Linked DNA regions of Homo sapiens: all the other regions are linked to region 2. Evidence: chromatin contacts called from ENCODE Hi-C or POLR2A ChIA-PET data. All regions are on one chromosome and are shown on one strand. Each heading gives the region's core, a stretch centred on a gene start or an enhancer-like site at or near the end of the contact. The rest is flanking DNA. Distances are from core to core; before and after follow the strand shown.

Region 1 (3,215 bases), core at 212-2,711, 690 kb before region 2:
CGCGATTACAGGCGTGAGCCACCACACCCAGCCAAGATGTCGCATCTTTTTAAATGTTGGCATTTGCAGCTATAAATTTCCCTCAGAGCAGTTTTTGCCGCATTCCTTAAGTTCTGGTATGTTGTTTTCATCCATCTCTATTTCCTAATTTTTCTCGTGATTTCTCCTTTGACCCTTTGGCTGTTAAAAAGTGTGTTCAATTTCTATGTATGTGTGAATTTTCATTTTCCTTCTGGTATGGATTTCTGGTTTTATTCCATTGTGATTGGAGAAGGTGGTTTGCAGGATTCCGATCTCTAATTTACTGAGACTTGCTTTGTGCACTAACGTGTGGTCTGTCCTGGAGAACGTTCCCTGTGCACTTAGAAACGTGTGTTCTGCTGCTATTGGGTGGAGCACTGTTAAGTCTGGTCAGCCTTTTGGTTTTTATGTAATACTTGGCACATTCACAAGAAAATGTGTGAAACAGAAAGTACGACAAAGTGAAACCCACGAAGCCACCACTGACCCTGAGGTTCAAAACCTCCAGCATCTCTGCTCTTCCCTAAGCACAGCTCCGTCCCCTCCCCACGGGTGAGCACTGTGTTGTACTGACTCCCTGCCCTCCCTGATGACTTTAGCACCTGGGTATGAATTCCACACATATTTGGTTTTGAGCTTTATAAAAATGGCATCATACTGTATGAACTGTCTTGCTTTTTCATCCCACGTTGTTTCTGAGAGGTGTTTGTGATGGAGCACAGGGCCACGGTGCCCATGCATTCCTCAATCATTTCTCCAGTCTTCTGAGGATGGGCTTCTGGGTTGTTTGCAGCCTTTTGCTTGTCCCAGTCTCCTAGTTTCTCCACTCCATCCGGGAGCATCACGTTTGCAACAGGCAGGGCAGGTGGTGCATCAGATGTCCAGGACACAGTCATTTGACACCCAAGAAAGGAGGGCCTGGGGCCTGCATCAGGCCATGGCTGAGTGGGACTTTGCCAGGCTGTCTCCGCACCCAGCGACAGGACTGTGCGTGCTGCTGCTTCTTTTGTTTCCTCCACTTCTGTTCCCTCATCCAGAGAGGGCGGAAGAGCTGGAAACAGAGGCTTTGTCAGGGAATAAGGAAGCCCACCTGTGTGGTCCCAAATGTCGCAGGGGCAACGCTCACACCAGATACCTCCCTCCTCCTCCTCCCTGCAGCCTCTGGGCTCCCACAGACAGATGCCCTCCTCTAGTGCCTCCAGGGGCAGGCCTTGGCCGCCAGCCTGAGGATGCCCAGCGCTCCCCTCCTCCCCTAGGTTCCTGTGTTCCCCCAGTTCTTGCCTCTCCTGCTGGCTGGCTGGGAAGGCCCTCAAGGATGGGGCCCAGGACTGGAGGAAATGGTGACCCGGACCCCCACCAAGCTGGACAGGCAGATGGTAGGCAGGACACACCTCTGCAATCTCTGGGAAGTGACAAGCAGAGGCCTCCCAGGGACAAGAGCTGAGAAGGATGAGCCCCTGGCTGGGCTGGGGCTGCCAAACAACTGTCTCAGTGCCCCAGGGCAAGCCCAGATAAGGTGACATAGTGGCAAATGTCTCTCCTGGGCAAGCCTGGGATGCTTCACAAAACAGCTCTTCAGCTGAAGCCAACTTGGAAAATTCCAGGGAAAAGGAAATTTACTATGGGGCGGGAATAGCCGAGCCTTGGCTTGAAACATCCAGAGCTCAACCTGGGGCCCCAAAAGCCACTTGAAGGTCGACCTGGCCCCCAGGTCCTGCACAAGCTTTGCAGGCACAGCCCAAGCTTTAGGCAGGTCGCTGGCTTACGAGGAGAAAATAGTCCCTGGGAGCACAAAGGAGGGACTCGGCCAGGCCCACCAAGAGGGAGTCCTTTAATAGAGATCGGCACAGACAGGAGACACAACAGCCCAGGCGCCCTGCTCGCACAGGCTGGGGCCCTGAGCCAACAGATGCAGTGGCTTCCTCCTCCCCCACCTGGGTGTGGGCCCATGGGGTGGAGACAGAGAGGTGGCTTTAAAAAACACAGCTGTACTAATTCTTCACTTTCACAGAGAAGGGGAACTTGGGAGCGCAGCCCGCTAGAGAATCTTTACACAGAGCTGAATCTGAGAGCCCACCCACCCACCTCGGCCAGGCCGAAGCTCACTGTCCCCCACCCATTGGAGGTTCCTCCCTGATCTGTCTGCACATGGGAAGGAGCAGAGCGCGCAGGGAGACCGGGCTGTACAACAGGAACATGCTGGCTGGACAGCTGGCTCCCCTCTCCCAGCTGTTAGTGTTTCTACACTATGTACATTGTTGTGCTTTGTAGCTCCCCCACCCCGAGGCCTCTGCTTGAAGCTGGGGTGGGGAGAGGAACCTGACACCACACACGGCTGGGCTGCCAGAGCTCCAGGCCCCCAAGAGGCTGCCATTCAGCGAGGTTCCAAGAGCTGGACTGCTGGGCACAGGGGCCACTGGAGCCAAAGGCCCAGGGGACAGAGCCAGCCCTGCCAGATGCCCAGCTCTGCCCAGTGGAGGAGTTGTTGAAACAGAAGGATCAATGCTGGACAAGAAGCAGGCTGGGTGGGGGCAGGCAGGGGTGGAAGGACAAGGTGTGAGGCTGTGAGACCAGGGGCGTGAGATGTGTGTGTGGACAAGGCTGGACAGGGCTGGGCAGGGGCACCTCAGCAAAAACCGTTCTGCAGCAGCAGGCTTGGCAGAGGGAGGTGGCAAGGGCTGCCGGCCTGGGAGCCCCTCCCATCGAGCACAGGGCTGCTTCCAATTCAGGGGCAGGGCTGGCGGCAGAAGGCTCTGGCTCCAGGTGTGTTTTGGGGGAGGTTTGGGAAAGACCACCGGGTGTCCCATGGGGCTGGGCATGAAGGGCAGGGCTGTGGTGACATCTGTGAGCGTGTCCCCGCCGGGCTTGGGGTAAACACAGGATCAGTTGTTCTCAAACAGAGAAAGCAGGTCGTCATTGTTGTTCGTAGGGAGGTCGGGTGGGCCCAAGTAGGACAGTAGCTCATCAGGGTTGGTCAGTTCCGGGAGCAGCTGAGGACAAAGTGAACTCTGTTAGCAGCTTTGGTCACTGACTGGCCACACCTGAGTGACCATCCTGTCACCACATCCCGGCCCTGTCTCCAGGCACAGTGGGGATGCTGAGCAGCCCCTCCTCACACACAGGCCGGGTGCGGGGCCCCACCATAGGCCTGCATGTGCTCAAAGAGGCACACGCCACCCCCTGGGACCTCCCTG
Region 2 (2,851 bases), core at 352-2,851:
GAGGCCCAGGAAGCTCTACAGCCCTGAAGAGGTAGATGAATTAGGAGGCTGGGAGATGGTGTAGGAGGTCAAGAGGATGCCTGGGCTGAGCCATCTCCCCCACTCCCCTCAGCCCTGTGCTCTGAGTGCAGAGATGGGGAAGAGCCAGCCCACTAAAGATGTCAGAGAGGAGCCAAAGAAAAAGGATAGGTGCTCAAGGAGTCTGGGGCTCAAGACTGAGGACGATGGGGCAGTGATGAGGAGAGGCATGTGGAAGGGGGTTGCATCTGATCTGGTGTCCCATCAGTTAGGCTGAGCAGTGCCACACTACCGTAACAGAGGTTACAAATGGAGTATATCTAAATAAGATAGACAGAAGACTTGATATTATCAAGACATCAGATTTCCCCAGCTTGATCTATAGATTCAATGCAATCCCAATCTTGGGAAAGGAATTGCTGGATCAATGTGTATTATTTTGTTTTCATTTTGTTGGATGTGGTTGCCACATTGGCTTCCACAGTCCTTCCTATGGATTGCCAATTACCTCGCACCTTCAACATGTGTGGTCAATTTTTTTGAATGTTTGATAAACCCACAACTGAAGATATTCTCATTTAGGTATTCTGTAACGACTGGACAGGTTGGGCACTCTGGTCATAAATTTATTGACCAGGATTTCTTCTAAGAATCATCTACGTGAGTTTTTTTGCTAATTTTTCTATTAAATTATTGTCTTTTTATCTATGGACAATTTGATAAGATTATCATGAGATAATCTTAATTCCAAAATATCTCACACTTTATCCCAGTTTATCTTCTGACTCTAATTTTTAATCAGATTTAAAATTTGTCTGTAGTCCAGTTTATCATTCTTTTCCTTTAGTGTTTCCAAGTTTATTGTGATATTTAGATCATAAAAACATTCACCGACTTTTTTCCAGTACGTTGTTGGTTTCCTTTTTAGATGGAAATGTTTGACCCATCTGGAATTTATTTTGGTGTTAAGGAATGAGGAAGGGCACCAACTTCTATTTTTCCAAATGGCCTGCCAGTTGTCCTAATGCCATTCGACTGAAAAATCTTCCCGCGTGTTTGAAGCGACCGCCCCACCAGCGCATTGGAAACCCGCGTGTCGGTCCTGCGCCCGCCGGCTTCCGTGTGACAGTCCCGAGCGCAGAGGGATCGGGCACAGCCCGCACGCGTCCGCCCCGAGCCGCCGGCTCAACCCTAGACCCAGCCCCGGCGCCAAGGACACAGCCCACCCCGCTCCGCCCGGGCCTAGGTCCCAGTTCACCCTCCCTAGCCGGGGACGCCCCCTTGACCCCGCCTCCTCCACCCCCTCCAACACCCTCCCCGCCCCGCTCCAGCCCAGCCTCTCCTCCCGGAGGCCAATGGGGCCGAACAGCGCTTTCCGAGACATTAATTTAAATAAAAGGCGGGTCCTCTGCCGTTATTTGCATGGAGGCGGGTCTTCCGGAGCGGCCGGGACACCCAATCCTGTAGGAGCCCGGACCCTCCCCAGCGCTCCGACTGGCCCAAGTAGCGAGCCCCACGGAGAGGCCTCATTTGCATAGGGCGGGGCCACGTCCTCTTCCAGCCGGCGGCCGCCCGCCCGCCCACCCGCTTCCGTCAGCCTCACTGGGGCTTCCTTCCGTCTCGCTCGGAGTTTCCCTCTGCGTTCGCTCCGCGCTGCTGGAGGCTGTCGTCCCAATGCTCCCCAAACGGCGGCGAGCGCGGGTCGGGTCCCCTAGCGGCGATGCCGCTTCCTCCACGCCGCCCTCGACGCGCTTCCCGGGAGTCGCCATCTACCTGGTCGAGCCTCGCATGGGTCGCAGCCGCCGGGCCTTCCTCACAGGCCTGGCGCGCTCCAAAGGCTTCCGCGTCCTTGACGCCTGCAGGTGCGGGGCGGCGCGGCGCGGCGAGGGCTTCCATGGCACTTCTGGTTTTGGATTCTAAGTTTGCAGTGGCACTTCGTGGTCTTGTGACCTTTCCCTGAGCCTCCATCTCCTCTTCTGTAAAGGGTGCTATTAATTAGGGCGAGGCGTGTTTTAAAGGATCACTGCGAGAATCAAAACCAGAGGTCAGGGGTAATTAATAAGCAGTAGGCCGGGCGCGGTGGCTCACGCCTGTAATCCCAGCACTTTGGGAGGCCGAGGCGGGCAGATCACGAGGTCAGGAGATCGAGACCATCCTGGCTAACACGGTGAAACCCCGTCTCTACTAAAAATACAAAAAATTAACCGGAGGTGGTGGCGGGCACCTGTAGTCCCAGCTACTCGGGAGGCTGAGGCAGGAGAATGGCATGAACCTGGGAGGCGGAGCTTGCAGTGAGCCGAGATCGCGCCACTGCACTCCAGCCTGGGCGACAGAGTGAGACTCTGTCTCAAAAAAAAAAAAAAAAAAAGTCGTATTTGCTAACAGCCCTTCTGCCTGGGCTATGTCCCACCTGTGAGCGAGACTGACTTCTCAAGAGGCCCGGAGCCCGCAGGCTCCTCTGTCCTCAGGCCTGAGTAAATAACACGACTGAGAAGCTCTTGTAGGAAGGGAACCAAGAGAAGAAAAAATGGCGGCTACAGAGACAACACCCAGAGTAAGGGAGCTGGGGGTGCCCCCTAGTTTGGAGGTTGAGAGAGCAAACGAACCTGGGGCTAGTATTCCCCCACAGTTGTGTTTGATTTTTTAACATTACCAGGGATCAGTAGTGCGCCAGACCCACTCAGGAGAGGATGATAGCAGCTTAGAGTGTACAAGGCACTATCTTTGTACAACAACCCCACAGGGTGGATATGTTATCTCTGCTTTACAGAAGAGGAAATCAAAGTATAGACACGTGGCTTGCCCAAGAGCCAAACAAGTATGTGGCAGGCAG
Region 3 (2,894 bases), core at 306-2,805, 560 kb before region 2:
AGAAAAAAAAAAAAACCCACAAAAAACCTAATCAAAATTTTTCTTTACCCCAAACTTGCTCCAGTGCTAGAATGTCTACCCTCACACCATGTGACCCGCACCCCAAGTCTAGCTGTAGACACTTACTTAGTTCCCTGGGGCCACAACAGGTTCATGGATAGGGCATGACCCTCAAACCCAGTAAGTACTGGAGAACAGCACAACCCAAACTTTATTAAACCCCTAAAACATTTTCTTCTATTTCGTAAAACCCATTAAGTGTCCAGAAACACAGGGCAAAGTCACCCAAGAGCAAGACCTTAGATCAAGAGTCTCTCCAGCTGTACAGACAGCCTCCTTTATCCTAGGGGACAATATTCACTTTTGGATCCAGAGCCAAAAGTCATAGCAAAATCACAAGTTTACTTCTTTTCAATAAAATTAGCTTTGAATAACAATTAAAATAGTAAAACAAAACAAAACAAAAAAAACCCACCAATAGCAGCAGGGATAGGTATAGCTAACTTTTACTGAGGCTCTCTGTGGGCTTTTCCAACTTACTTAGAGCACCTGGAATGTCAATCATATTCCCACTGGAGAGATGTGGGCTCAGGCAGAATTTACACACAGCAGTCACCAGGCAGGGTATTAATAAGGTTAACTGAGTAATAGCAGAGCGACGCTTAAAGAACTCTGGTCACTCTAGTAACAGTGCCTCTTACCCTAGCTTAACCTTGCCAAAGAGAGCTGGGCGCTTCTGGGCTCAACAATAAAATGAAAGGAATTTCCAGCCACTGATGCCTGGGATCACAAGGTCAGGGTCAAGGTCAGCTCTCTGGTCCTGAGCCACAAAGGCTGCAGGACTCCTTCCAGCCTAGGCCCTGGAGACAGGGCGATCATGATCATCGGGCCTCCACTCTCTGACCTTCTTTTGTGCTTGGAATACAACTCCAGGTGATTTTCAATTGGCTGAGGATAACTGCACAGACGGAAATTCAGCTCATGCTGGAGGCAGTCAGAAAAAAACTGGTTCATACCGGTACTGCTGAGCTGCTGGGAATCCCCGGGAAGGAAAATGCTGGGAATGCAACTTCTGCAGCCTTTCCCTTATTCATCTTACACCATGCATCCCACTTCACTCTCCAGTTGGCTCAGTTCCCACACCACTGGGGGAGCACCCTGCCCCACCTTCAGACAAAGAGCCCATTCTGTCTCCAGGACTGGGTGAGCCCCCACACCCAACAACAGCAAGCCCTCTTTGCGCCAAGACCTGGAGGTATACTAAAAGGTTTTTGAATTGAGTGATAGAATGTTTTGTATCGAGTGTAGTGACTGCACACATTTGGCAAAACCTACTGCACTAAACACTTAAAACAAGTGAATTTTAATATATGTAAGTTAAACCTCAAAAAAGTTTATTTATTCAAAAAGGCTTTGAAAATGAAGGTCATTATTTGGCCTGCAGGCTTCACCTCCCAACAGATGTGGCAGCAGGAAGCCAGACCTGCCCAAGTACCAGAGCTCCCAGGCACCCACTGGCCCCACCCCTCCCTGTATGAGTCACCAATGGGGCCACTTCCTTCCTGGTGGGGCCCAGATGCCACAGTCCATCCCCCACTCTCTTTCCACCTCCCTGTTGTCCTGCAACCCTGTATCTCTCTAACATCTTCCACTCCCCAAGGAGATACCTCTTCTCCAGCTCCTTAAACTACCCACCCCTGCCTCATCCTCTGAACACCTGAATCTGGATCTGCCTTCCATAACCCCTGGCTTTAGGTTCCAGGGGACCTGCAGAGCCCTCCCTGTCCACTTGCTCCCATGCCCCAGCATCATGCTCCTTCCTTCCCGCAGGCCTGGCAGCTACCCTTCTTTCCATGGGATGTTTGTCCTCTCCCTTCACATGGTCGCTTAGCTTTGTCACTATCTGGGAGAGCGTTTCCCCTTCTGATACTCCCAGCCCTTACTGTACACTCATCTCAACCTGAGATCTCTCCCCTGCTGTCTGTCCCCATCCTGGGGGATAAATCAAGACTAGGCTGAGTCATTGACCACCCAGCGCAAACAGAAGCCCCTTCAAAAAGAAGAGAAAGCTTCTGGAAGAGAGAGTCAAAGCATGTCCCATCTAATTCCCATGGAGCATGAAGAGACACCTGGAAGGGATAGAAGCCCACTCACTGAAAGGTGGCACCTGGTGGCTGATGGCTCACTGAGAACCTGAGCTGAGTCAGGCGACCTCAGCTCTCTTACTGAGTGAGAAAAATAAGCCTGTTGGTTTAGGCTGCCTAAGCTGCATTTTCCCTTTCTTCCAGCCAAATTTATTCCTAATTATCCCTTGCTGTTGCCTGGATGTCCCGGAATTGCAGTCTGATGTAGGCAGGGGCAGTGACTTCTACTTCTAGAAACATTCCAAGTGACAAAGCAGAAGTGAAAAGGAGAAAGCACAGTAATGGGGAAAATCAGACTTGAGAATACACAATCTAATAGCATGCTACCATCAAACACACTGAAGACCTAAGTTTCCTATAATAGAAACAGTTTTTCACTCATGAGAAATGGAGGCAGTCAGACTTTGGTTTCTTTATGAAGTAAGTGTGGTATTTGGGCCTTACTTTAGTACTTGGCTCAGGGCGGTGACAGGGACTTCTGAGTCACAATGACGTACGTGGGTGTGCCCAGCTCCACACCCAAGTTGCAACCCATCACTAGTGTTATTCATCTCTCCAATCTCTTAATTGGCTTCTGTTGCACAACTAATAACGTAAGGAAAATATCTGTCCCCTTGCCTTGCCTCAAATATACAGTTACACACAGTTAATTCTCTGACCACCAATGACAATGTCACTGATAAGGGGGAAAAGGTTAAAATGTTAAGGTAAGTGGGCAAGGTTGTAAATGACATTCAAGGGGCAGGAAGC

Evidence for each region. A loop is a pair of places that touch in the nucleus more often than their neighbours do. ChIA-PET counts read pairs that join two places held with the same protein, here RNA polymerase II (POLR2A). Pooled maps may share reads with other maps.
Region 1: a loop to region 2 is called in a pooled map, with 4 times the contacts of the local background. The contact joins the enhancer-like site here to the promoter of POLM in region 2. A Hi-C loop is called at or near these places in 1 of 50 pooled maps.
Region 3: a pooled map shows a loop between it and region 2 (11-fold over the local background). The contact joins the enhancer-like site here to the promoter of POLM in region 2. A Hi-C loop is called at or near these places in 1 of 37 single-sample maps with no recorded cell type and 8 of 50 pooled maps. POLR2A ChIA-PET finds 5 or more read pairs at or near these places in 2 of 52 experiments (H1 and activated T-cell).

What each region holds. Positions count from the first base shown.
Region 1 is chr7:44,767,312-44,770,526 of GRCh38, reverse strand. ZMIZ2 (zinc finger MIZ-type containing 2) reads right to left here. Exons shown (of 19, transcript NM_031449.4): 19 at 646-3,011. The coding sequence ends at 2,904. Among named protein-coding and RNA genes, the nearest start is that of ZMIZ2, 20 kb to the right of the region's middle. RefSeq lists enhancers at 2,043-2,182, 2,017-2,543. Within about 2 kb of position 1,461, at least 29 of the 41 ENCODE cell types and tissues checked have a DNase peak (open chromatin) inside an H3K27ac peak, as active enhancers do.
Region 2 is chr7:44,081,280-44,084,130 of GRCh38, reverse strand. It overlaps POLM (DNA polymerase mu), which reads left to right and starts at 1,601. Exons shown (of 11, transcript NM_013284.4): 1 at 1,601-1,880. The coding sequence starts at 1,693. RefSeq lists a silencer at 1,036-1,615 and an enhancer at 1,327-1,827.
Region 3 is chr7:44,638,017-44,640,910 of GRCh38, reverse strand. The region is part of intron 2 of OGDH (oxoglutarate dehydrogenase); the gene reads right to left. Among named protein-coding and RNA genes, the nearest start is that of OGDH, 33 kb to the right of the region's middle. RefSeq lists enhancers at 938-1,465, 1,780-1,929, 1,994-2,521, 2,410-2,529, 2,375-2,885. Within about 2 kb of position 1,555, at least 40 of the 41 ENCODE cell types and tissues checked have a DNase peak (open chromatin) inside an H3K27ac peak, as active enhancers do.